Linked DNA regions of Homo sapiens: all the other regions are linked to region 2. Evidence: chromatin contacts called from ENCODE Hi-C or POLR2A ChIA-PET data. All regions are on one chromosome and are shown on one strand. Each heading gives the region's core, a stretch centred on a gene start or an enhancer-like site at or near the end of the contact. The rest is flanking DNA. Distances are from core to core; before and after follow the strand shown.

The links. A loop is a pair of places that touch in the nucleus more often than their neighbours do. ChIA-PET counts read pairs that join two places held with the same protein, here RNA polymerase II (POLR2A). Pooled maps may share reads with other maps.
Region 1: a loop to region 2 is called in a map of CD4-positive, alpha-beta memory T cell, with 9 times the contacts of the local background. The contact joins the promoter of TAF7 here to the promoter of NR3C1 in region 2. A Hi-C loop is called at or near these places in 1 of 168 maps with a recorded cell type or tissue (CD4-positive, alpha-beta memory T cell), 1 of 37 single-sample maps with no recorded cell type and 9 of 50 pooled maps. POLR2A ChIA-PET finds 5 or more read pairs at or near these places in 1 of 52 experiments (CD4-positive, alpha-beta T cell).
Region 3: a map of naive thymus-derived CD4-positive, alpha-beta T cell shows a loop between it and region 2 (35-fold over the local background). The contact joins the promoter of LARS1 here to the promoter of NR3C1 in region 2. A Hi-C loop is called at or near these places in 2 of 168 maps with a recorded cell type or tissue (CD4-positive, alpha-beta memory T cell and naive thymus-derived CD4-positive, alpha-beta T cell) and 9 of 50 pooled maps.
Region 4: a map of CD8-positive, alpha-beta T cell shows a loop between it and region 2 (29-fold over the local background). The contact joins the promoter of RBM27 here to the promoter of NR3C1 in region 2. A Hi-C loop is called at or near these places in 3 of 168 maps with a recorded cell type or tissue (CD8-positive, alpha-beta T cell and naive thymus-derived CD4-positive, alpha-beta T cell) and 8 of 50 pooled maps. POLR2A ChIA-PET finds 5 or more read pairs at or near these places in 1 of 52 experiments (activated T-cell).

Annotation. Positions count from the first base shown.
Region 1 is chr5:141,319,350-141,322,049 of GRCh38, reverse strand. It overlaps TAF7 (TATA-box binding protein associated factor 7), which reads left to right and starts at 1,266. Exons shown (of 1, transcript NM_005642.3): 1 at 1,266-2,700. The coding sequence starts at 2,006. RefSeq lists enhancers at 738-887, 898-957, 1,538-1,737.
Region 2 is chr5:143,402,368-143,405,067 of GRCh38, reverse strand. NR3C1 (nuclear receptor subfamily 3 group C member 1) reads left to right here and starts at 1,382. Exons shown (of 9, transcript NM_000176.3): 1 at 1,382-1,857. It overlaps LOC128966704, which reads left to right. Exons shown (of 2, transcript XM_054328421.1): 2 at 152-402. The coding sequence ends at 182. RefSeq lists enhancers at 187-326, 367-436, 1-481 and silencers at 487-1,756, 1,997-2,076, 2,287-2,386.
Region 3 is chr5:146,181,221-146,183,920 of GRCh38, reverse strand. It overlaps LARS1 (leucyl-tRNA synthetase 1), which reads left to right and starts at 1,271. Exons shown (of 32, transcript NM_020117.11): 1 at 1,271-1,433. The coding sequence starts at 1,428. RefSeq lists enhancers at 1-679, 1,588-1,747.
Region 4 is chr5:146,202,342-146,205,041 of GRCh38, reverse strand. It overlaps RBM27 (RNA binding motif protein 27), which reads right to left and starts at 1,437. Exons shown (of 21, transcript NM_018989.2): 1 at 1,218-1,437. The coding sequence starts at 1,276. It overlaps RBM27-POU4F3 (RBM27-POU4F3 readthrough), which reads right to left and starts at 1,437. Exons shown (of 20, transcript NM_001414499.1): 1 at 1,218-1,437. The coding sequence starts at 1,276. RefSeq lists enhancers at 1,222-1,381, 1,852-2,001.

The DNA.
Region 1 (2,700 bases), core at 17-2,516, 2.1 Mb after region 2:
TTCTCTTAAATTTAGGGGCAATTGTTAATATTTTAGAGGATAGAAATGAAATATTAATGGCCTTGATGCTCTCCCAGATATTTTAAAAATAAATGGAAATAAATAGAAATAAGTACCAACTGTTACCCAGTTATGTTAAAATACTAAAAATATGTGTTGATGAATACCTGACTATTGATAGAAAAGACAAGCAGAAAACAGCAAAATAGTAGAGGTGGAGTTAAAAAAAATGTCAAAGTAATTTAAAATTACTTGTACATGAGAGACAGGAAACAATACTTCAATTATATCTACTTTAACCAGATGCTCAGTCTATCAGACAATTCTGTCCAAAAGAACACTTCCTTCTCTGTTTACATTTACATCTAAATCAAGCACATAAAAAGGAATCACCCTTGTTTCCCCAGAAGTATTATAGAACACAAGTAAAACCAGAGGCACAATTCCCCTACAGGGAATTATATTTAAAAATACAGACTTTGGGCCATGCGCGCTGGCTCACACCTATAATCCTAGTACTTTGGGAGGCCAAGACAGGCAGATCACCTCAGGTCAGGAGTTCGAGACCAGCCTGGCCAACATGGTGAAACCCCTTCTCTACTAAAAATACAAAACTTAGGTGGGGTAGTGGAACGTGCCTGTAATCCCAACTACTTAAGAGGCTGAAGCAGGAGAATCGCTTGAACCCCAGAGGTGGAGGTTGCAGTCAGCCAATATTGTGCCACTGCACTCTAGCCTGGGTGACAGCCTGAGACTCCATCTCCAAAACAAACAAACAAACATATATATAGAGAGAGACTTATATAGTAAGCTGCATGTCCTCCTCACTCCATTGATTTGGGTACTTTGAAATCCATTGTATAGTAGCTACACATTCTTGTATTGGCACCAGATAGGCTAGACTCTAGGGAACATCCGAGATGTTTCCAGAAGCAAAGACGCTTACTGCAAGGCGTCCCCCATCTCCCGGAATCACCCGGAAGTCTAGAAGCCATCCGGCCCCACAGCGATCCCGTAAAAGTGCTGGCTTAGCGGGGGACGAATCTGTGTCTTTCTTGGAACTTCCAAGCTCTAAATAGTTTGAAACCAACAGCTCTTCCGAAACACTGTCATTTCCATCCCGGAAAAACAAGTTCTCGCGAAAAGATGAGTTTCACGCTGGGCAGCGTAATTGCGCTATTGCGCCTGCGCTAGCTGGGGCTCCGCCCTTCCGCCCGGAGGGGCTGTCACTCACAGCCGCCTCCCGCCCCGCGTCGCGACGTAGCACTTCCGTTTTTGCTGGGTAGGCGACCCGGACGGAGGGCCGGCGAGGTGCGGGGTCTGGTGATGCGAGCTGCGCCTCTCGGCAAGATTTCGCGCTGCCCATCCCGGGCCCTTTCATCAGTAATCGGTAGTGGATCACTCTGCCAAGCGGCAGGAAGAATTAAGGAAACGACAAGGAGACGCTCGGCTCTCTCCCGCTTGGCTCCTTGCGGCCTCCTCTTCCCTTCGCTCCGGCCCGGTGAAACTGAACTTATAATCGTCACTGGATTGTAAGTACCCGAGGCGAAGAGAGCTCGCTGAGCCCTGATTTTTTGAGTGTCTTTGTTCCGGGAGAGTTTGTGAGTTGAAAGTATCTCTGCTGGGCTTTCTGGGCCGAAAACCGTTCCGGGGGAGCCGCCATTTGCTTTCCTGTTCCCTAGCTAGCTAGCTAGCTCTCTCCGCGTTGTCCGGCAGCGGCACCTAGAGGTTGGGACTTGGCATTGCATCTGATTTAATGAACTTAAGTCTGTGAATAAGCCTTTGTGTTAACGACTGGTATTCGGTCACAGCATATTTAGAGAAAAGACTTGGAGCTTAAATAAAAACTAAGGCAAAATAGACGCTTAGCTGCTGATCTACAGAGAACTTCTTGTAATTAAAAGATTTCAATTCATAGCAAACTGGTGTTTTAAACTATTGCAGTAGCTGGAACTTTTTAGTGTAACCAGCATTTATTGGAGAAGTGAATCACAAGGAAATAAAGATGAGTAAAAGCAAAGATGATGCTCCTCACGAACTGGAGAGCCAGTTTATCTTACGTCTGCCTCCAGAATATGCCTCTACTGTGAGAAGGGCAGTACAGTCTGGTCATGTCAACCTCAAGGACAGACTGACAATTGAGTTACATCCTGATGGGCGTCATGGAATCGTCAGAGTGGACCGTGTTCCATTGGCCTCAAAATTAGTAGACCTGCCCTGTGTTATGGAAAGCTTGAAAACCATTGATAAAAAAACTTTTTACAAGACAGCTGATATCTGTCAGATGCTTGTATCCACAGTTGATGGTGATCTCTATCCTCCTGTGGAGGAGCCAGTTGCTAGCACTGATCCTAAAGCAAGCAAGAAAAAGGATAAGGACAAAGAGAAAAAGTTTATCTGGAACCACGGAATTACTCTGCCTCTAAAGAATGTCAGGAAGAGAAGGTTCCGGAAGACAGCAAAGAAGAAATATATTGAATCTCCAGATGTTGAAAAAGAAGTGAAACGATTGCTGAGTACAGATGCTGAAGCTGTTAGTACTCGGTGGGAAATAATTGCCGAAGATGAAACAAAGGAGGCAGAAAATCAAGGCCTGGATATCTCTTCTCCAGGAATGTCTGGTCACAGGCAGGGCCATGACTCATTAGAACATGATGAGCTTCGGGAGATATTCAATGACCTCAGCAGCAGCAGTGAGGA
Region 2 (2,700 bases), core at 133-2,632:
CGGGCACCCCTCGCCCCACGGCCCTCTCCTTTCTCAGGACGGACCACGAGTTCCCTTCCCCTTGGACTGAGGGGGAAGCTCCTAACAGGAACATCTGTAGGGAGTTGAACGCTGGCATTTTAAAGCTGCCTGTATTTTGTTTTATTTGTAGGGGCAGGGGTCCTATGAACGTGATAGGGTGAGCAACGCACAGAGTCGAGGGCAGCAAATGTCAAGATTCGGGGGTGGGGCCTGCACCGGGAACTTGGACGCGGGCCCTGGCCGGGGTGGAAGAAGAGGTCAGGAGTTTCGGAAGGGGGGCTATATTTCGCCAGCAACTTACTATTTCGCCTGCAACTTGCTTTTAAGCCTGCCGCCCCCTGCTTTCCTTAATCATAATAATAAAAAAAAAGTGCAAAGAAATCCAGCTCGCTGGAGGTTTTGCATTTGGCGTGCAACTTCCTTCGAGTGTGAGCACATTGGGCGGGAGGGGTGGGGGTTGAACTTGGCAGGCGGCGCCTCCTTCTGCCGCCGCCGCCGCCTCGCAGACTCGGGGAAGAGGGTGGGGGACGGTCGGGGCGCGGGGGAGGGTGGGTTCTGCTTTGCAACTTCTCTCCCAGTGCGAGAGCGCGGCGGCGGCAGCTGAAGACCCGGCCGCCCAGATGATGCGGTGGTGGGGGACCTGCCGGCACGCGACTCCCCCCGGGCCCAAAGTACGTATGCGCCGACCCCCGCTATCCCGTCCCTTCCCTGAAGCCTCCCCAGAGGGCGTGTCAGGCCGCCCGGCCCCGAGCGCGGCCGAGACGCTGCGGCACCGTTTCCGTGCAACCCCGTAGCCCCTTTCGAAGTGACACACTTCACGCAACTCGGCCCGGCGGCGGCGGCGCGGGCCACTCACGCAGCTCAGCCGCGGGAGGCGCCCCGGCTCTTGTGGCCCGCCCGCTGTCACCCGCAGGGGCACTGGCGGCGCTTGCCGCCAAGGGGCAGAGCGAGCTCCCGAGTGGGTCTGGAGCCGCGGAGCTGGGCGGGGGCGGGAAGGAGGTAGCGAGAAAAGAAACTGGAGAAACTCGGTGGCCCTCTTAACGCCGCCCCAGAGAGACCAGGTCGGCCCCCGCCGCTGCCGCCGCCACCCTTTTTCCTGGGGAGTTGGGGGCGGGGGGCGAAGCGCGGCGCACCGGGCGGGGCGGCCACGCCAGGGGACGCGGGCGTGCAGGCGCCGTCGGGGCCGGGGTGGCGGGGCCCGCGCGGAGGGCGTGGGGGCAGGGACCGCGGGCGCCCCTGCAGTTGCCAAGCGTCACCAACAGGTTGCATCGTTCCCCGCGGCCGCCGCGCGGCCCCTCGGGCGGGGAGCGGCCGGGGGTGGAGTGGGAGCGCGTGTGTGCGAGTGTGTGCGCGCCGTGGCGCCGCCTCCACCCGCTCCCCGCTCGGTCCCGCTCGCTCGCCCAGGCCGGGCTGCCCTTTCGCGTGTCCGCGCTCTCTTCCCTCCGCCGCCGCCTCCTCCATTTTGCGAGCTCGTGTCTGTGACGGGAGCCCGAGTCACCGCCTGCCCGTCGGGGACGGATTCTGTGGGTGGAAGGAGACGCCGCAGCCGGAGCGGCCGAAGCAGCTGGGACCGGGACGGGGCACGCGCGCCCGGAACCTCGACCCGCGGAGCCCGGCGCGGGGCGGAGGGCTGGCTTGTCAGCTGGGCAATGGGAGACTTTCTTAAATAGGGGCTCTCCCCCCACCCATGGAGAAAGGGGCGGCTGTTTACTTCCTTTTTTTAGAAAAAAAAAATATATTTCCCTCCTGCTCCTTCTGCGTTCACAAGCTAAGTTGTTTATCTCGGCTGCGGCGGGAACTGCGGACGGTGGCGGGCGAGCGGCTCCTCTGCCAGAGGTAAGAAGCGAGGCGGGAGGGGGCCGGGGCGCGCTCGCTCCCCCGAGGTGCCGCTGGGACCGGAGACAACTCGGGGGCCGCCGCGGGAGCCTACAAACTTTTATTAGCCTCGGGGAGTGGGGGTGGGGGGCTGGCAAGGGCCGGGCGACGGTGACGAAAGGGCAGCGCGCGGGTGACAGCGCTGGCCTCTTCCTCTCCCTCCGCAGGCGTCCCCTGGCCGGGCCGAGGGGGAGGAACCTGACCTCGGACGGCGAGCGGAGCCCTGTCGAACTGCCGGGGGCTTCGAGCCTCTCATTCCTCGCGGGAATCCTGGCCTCTTTTCTCCCCCTAGTGTCCCCTTTCCCTCCAAGGGGGTCGCCCGACACCCGTTTTCGTGGTGAACGCTAAGCCGCGTCTGAATTTTACTCGCCCGAATATTTGCACGCCACCCCGGCGCGCCCGAGCGCGAGCCCGGGCTCCGGGGAGGCCCCGGCGGCGCCTGGCTTGAGGAGGGCGTGCGGGGCGCGTGAGGGTGCACACGCGGGGGGCTGACAGCCCGCAACTTGGAGACTGCGGCCGGGGCCGGCGTTATCTGTTAGAAGTGGGCGTGTCGGAGAGAGAACTCAACAGGTCTGGACGTACTTCTCTTTTAACCTCGCACTTTTTTCTCTTCTCCACCCCCGCCCCGCAAGGGCTTGCTCTTTAGCGTTTGTTGTTAATTCGCGCCTGAGGTTTCTAAGTGGCCCCTTTTAGAAAAAGACCCCCTGTAACCGTAATGGTTTTGTGCTGCGATTTTTACAAGTGCTAGTTTGACGTTTGGGGTTGCAGACTTGATAATTGCAACCTTGTAATACCACTTAAGAC
Region 3 (2,700 bases), core at 22-2,521, 2.8 Mb before region 2:
ACGCCACCATACCCAGCTAATTTTCGTATTTTTAGTAGAGACGGGGTTTCACCATGTTGGCCAGGCTGGTCTCAAACTCCTGACCTCAGGTCATCCGCCCACCTCGGCATCCCAAAATAATGGGATTATGGCCACCGCCCCTGGCCCTGTTTGGTAGTGGTCTAAATAGTCTGAGTCAGGCAATGGGACCAGGTAGGCTTTCAGTCTCTTGCTTAAAAATGGAGATTGTTGGCCGGGCACGGTGGCTCACGCCTGTAATCCCATCACTTTGGGAGGCTGGGGCGGGCGGATCACGAGTTCAGGAGATCGAGACCATCCTGGCCAATATGGTGAAACCCCGTTTCTACTGAAAATACAAAAATTAGCTGGGCGCGGTGGCGCGCGCCTGTAGTCCCAGCTACTAAGGAGGCTGGGGCAGAAGAATCGCTTGAACCCGGGAGGCGGAGGTTGCAGTGAGCCGAAACCGCGCCACTGCACTCCAGCCTGGAGACAGAACGAAACTCCCTCTCAAAAAAAAAAAAAAAAAAAAAAAAAAAAAAGGAGATTGTTGGCTAGGTACGGTAGCTCACGCCTGTAATCCTAGCACTTTGGGAGGCCGAGGGAGGCAGATCACGAGGTCAGGAAATCGGGATCATCCTGGCTAACAAGGTGAAACCCAGTCTCTACCAAAAATACAAAAAATTAGTCGGTGTGGTGGCGCGCGCCCATAGTCCCAGCTCCTCGGGAGCCTGAGGCAGGAGAATTGCTTGAATCCGGCAGGCCGAGGTTGCACTGAGCCAAGATCGCGCCACTGCACTCCAGCCTGGGCGACAGAGCGATACTGCGTCTCAAAAAAAAAAAAGGAGATTGTCAATACGCGGTTATACAATGTCTAAATGCTGGGCTGTTGAATGCCACTGACAGTAAAAAATATCTGTGCATAGTGGCAAGCCATAAGTAGCACCTCAGTCACCGTATAGTAATTAACTGCGTATCCTGGCATCCCGACAGGCAACCAGCTCTACCGGGTGAAAAGGTTGATGGCCAAGGGACTCCAACCTAACCAGGGCGCACTCGCGGCATTCTGCGATCCCGCACTGCATCATGGACTTTGTAGTTCAACATGCCAGTGACGTCACTGCCGGTTCCCCTCTGAGTGGGCCTATCGGGTAGACTTCCGATAACCCGTTTTTCTCTGGGAATTGTAGTCAGTTAGCGCCTGCTGGGTGTCTGCTCGGGTGGTCTGGGAACTACAATTCCCGGCGGGCTGTGAGATGCCTTGGCTGTAGTTAGTAAGGAGCCGGATGATTGCCTCAGCAGGTGTGAAGCGTGTGCTTTAGTTTCGTGGGAGGCCTGGCATCCCCGAGAGGGAGGGGAAAGGTAACCACTCCTTTGTGGAGGTCGCCAGGGTCATTGTCGTGGATTTGCACAGTCGGCTGGGCGGTGCAATGGCGGTGAGTTTGAGCGAGAAGAATCCGCAGGGGCCCTGGAGCCGGACTGGCCAGTCTCTAGGGGCTCTCCATGTGCTGTCCTGAAGGGAAAGTCCTTTTCTAAAAGAGAGCCACGCTTAAGGCGTGCCTTTCGTAGAGACTTTGCTTTTTCTTGCTAGTTTATGAACCACGAACTGATGTCTGTTAACTTTACGGAGTACTTGGATATCATATTTGTTATTTCTCTGGAGTTTCTAAAATCGAGGTGGAGAGCCGGGCACGGTGGCCCACGGCTGTAATCCCAGCACTTTGGGAGGCCGAGGCGGGTGGATCATTTGAGGTCAGGAGTTCGAGACCACCCTGGCCAACATGGTGAGACCCCGTTTCTACCAAAAATACATAAATTAGCCGGGCGTAGTGGTGCGCGCCTGTTAACCCAGCTACTCGGGAGGCTGAGGCAGGAGAATTGCTTGAACCCGGGAGAGGGAGGCTGCTGTGAGCCAGGATCGCGCCACTGCACTCCAGCCTGGGCGACAGAGTGAGACTCCGTCTTAAAAATAAAATAAATAAATAAACAAACAAATAAAGCCGAGGTGGAGAGAGGAGTATGTAAGTTGATTCCTACTTACAGCAAAAAAAAAAAAAAAAAAAAAAAAAAAAAAAGAAAAAATTGAGCGCCTCTCCGTAAAACAGACAAAAATCTCTCTTTTCATAGTGTTTATGTGTGTGGGTAAAATACATTGTAAAATATTGTGTCAGGTGCTGATAAATGCTGTGGGGAAAAAATAGAGCAGGAAGGGGTGCTAGGGAGTGTACGGTGGGGTAGTACAGTTGCAATTTTTAAAAATTTTTTTAAATTTGGGAGATGTTCTCACTCTGTGACCCAGACTGGAATGCAGTGGCGTGATCATGGCTCACTGCAGCCTGGACCTTAGGGCTCAAGCGATCCTCACACCTCAGCCTCCCCACAGCTGGTACTGCAAGCGTGCTCCATTACACCCTGCTAATTTTTTGTATTTTTAGTAGAGACAGGGTTTCGAACTCCTGGGGTCAAGCGATCCTTCTGTCTCAGCCTCCGAAAGTGCTGGGACTACAGGCATGAGCCATCCCGCCTGGTTTTATTTTTTTTTGTTTTTTGTTTGTTTGTTTGTTTTTTTCTTGAGACGGAGCCTTGCCCTGTCGCCAGGCTGGAGTGCAGCGGCGCGATCTCGGCTCACTGCAACCTCCTCCTCCCAGGTTCAAGCGGTTCCCCTGCCTCAACTTCCCGAGTAGCTGGGACTACAGGCGCGCG
Region 4 (2,700 bases), core at 188-2,687, 2.8 Mb before region 2:
CCGGTAGTTCCAGCTACTCGGGAGGCTGAGGCAGGAGAATCGCTTGAACCCGGGAGGCGGAGGTTGCAGTGAGCCGAAATCCAGCCACTGCACTCCAGCCTGGGAGACACAGCGAGACATTGTTTCAAAAAAAAAAGGTTATAAAACAAAATGTTGATACATCTGTTACCTCTTTCAAGCCTCCCAATAACATTTCTACTAACACCACCCAAAATATTTTTAAAAGACAGGTCTCTCATTCTTTTCGGTCCCTCATACTACACCCCAATTATCTTCAGGTGTCCTCTCAATCTTACAAAAACATTTACAAAACTGTCCTCTCAATGGCACAAGAATACTTACAAATCTCTTATTCTTTCTACCGCTCCTTTTATTCCTCCAACACCACCTGTATCTAAAAATCCCTACATACTGTTAGGTATACTCCTCCACCAATTAATGCTGCATACCAGTGTAGCCCTTTCAACCTTCAACTAAACTTACAGAAACCTCTTTTTTCCAACCTCTATGTATCTAAAAGTCATCAGTTCCCCTAGCACTATCAAGCCCTCAATAATACTTTAAAATCCCTTAATATCCTTGCTATCACACTTATCACCTCCCCAATAATTTCTAAAACCCTTCAATGCCCACACATCCTTTTCATCTACTCCATAGTATTTTTCAAATCCTTCAATATTCTTGATCCCTCAGAACTTACCAATAATCGCTATACAGTTTCAATGTCCCTGCTATCCGCTTCTGCCCTCATATTTCGAAAATGCCCTCGATATTTTGCTTCTAGACCTTTCAGTCCCGGAATAATAATGTTTATCAAACCCTTGATATTCTGCTATTCCCTTCGACATCTCAATATTCACATTTTAAAAATCCCTCAAGAGCCCCGTTACCTCTCTCTCAGTTCTCAAACAGCAATGTTTTAAATTCCCTCACGGCCCCTGCTACCCCTTCCAGCACCCCGATATTTGCGTTTGAAAAGCCTTCGCTGTCCTTGCCTGCCCCCCCAGTCCCCATATTCACGGCGCCTCTCCGTCCCCAGCGCTCCTCTCCCACCCTCACCCCCACCACAATGGTGATAGTACTACAGGGAAGGCGTCGCCGGGACCTCCCGGCCGCGGCCCCTCAGCGCCGCCCCCCACGCCACCTCCCCTCCCCCACGCCCCCGCGAGCCCCCAACGCCCACGTTCGCCGGCCCCGGCCCAGCCCGGCTCACTCACATCGGCTCCAGTAACTTGGCCAGCCAGGACTTGAGGGCATCCACATCCTCTATGAGCATGGTGCAGGGAAGGCGGGCTCGGCCGCCGCTCTTCTTCAGGCCTGCCGTGGGTCTCCACTACGCCGCCCCCTCACGTTCCCTTCACAGCTCCCGGTGCCCCAGCCCACCGGGCATCTTAGGAGACTTCAACCTACTCCCCCGGCCGGGGCCTAACAGGAACTAACCCAAGAGCCCTCACTCAACCTAGCCCGAAGGCTGAGGTGGGCGGGAGACAGTGCCGAGTGGCAGGCCTGAGAACCAGTAAGAGAGAGGGGGCCCTGAGGGCAAGACCAATGAAAAGGCTCGCTCGCCCCGCCGGCAGGCGGTACCCAGTCAGGGAGGAGAGATATAGCAAGGTAGGTGGAGAGCTTAAGTGAACTCCTGGTGCAAGATGGTATCTTGGAAAAGGTGCTTTGCCTCTTAAAGGGGCAGCGGCGCCTTTTTTTGACCACGCCGCCGCCCGCCGCGGAATACCGGTGTCTGCTGCTGGGAGTGCCTGGGGGAACCCGGCGAGCCCCTCAGCCTGGTTCCTTCCTCTCGTTTTTCTTGGAAACACACACTCGTGTCCCGAAATGACTCAGCTGTAGTAAATCTGCAACACAACGTGCAATACGTTCACGTTCGACACATTGCACAGAATGCAAAATTTTACTTTTTTTCTTTACACACTCATGTTGATTGGCACTCACGTTTGTATTTTCTGCTGCTCTGCTTTAATTACGCAGAATGTTTCTGACAACCATGCCTTGGAATCCAGTAATCGTCATTTTTAAAACGTGGCGCACGGATGTAAAAGGCTGAGGCCATTTCAATTTTGCTAGTACTATTAATAAATGTTGCTTTATTTAGGAAGAAAAATGACTCCAATAGTTTGTTTTTAATTATCTTTTCATTGTATATCTAAAATTCAGTGGTTGGGGGACGGGAAGGGAGAATTTTAATCAGCAAAGAAGGATTACAAAAAAATTTTTAAGACAAATTAGAAACTACTGAAATAGTCAACTTACTTTCTAGTAGGTGAGAAATTCTTTCTGGAGTTTTGAAATCACTGATTTAGCACTGATGTTAAAATGTTTACCCAATAACATATACTGAGTCCCTGCAATTGCCAGCACTGAGTAAGGCACTAGGAGTCCAATGCTGAGCAAAACAGAGCTTCTCCTCTTAAGATGATGAACAGTTTATGGGGTTATGCATTGTAATAACATTTTGAAAAATACCTAATGAGCACGCACCTCATATAAAAGAAATGGATCAACCTCAAATAAACAGACATCCTATATATACATAGAACAGGTATAGGCAAACTTCTGCAAAGGATCAGATACTAAATATTTTGGTTTTGTGAGCCTTGAGGTATCTATGGCAACTACTCGTCATACAATGTCTTGGCTTAAAATTAACCAGGGACAATATGTAAATGGAATGATTGTGGCTGTATTACA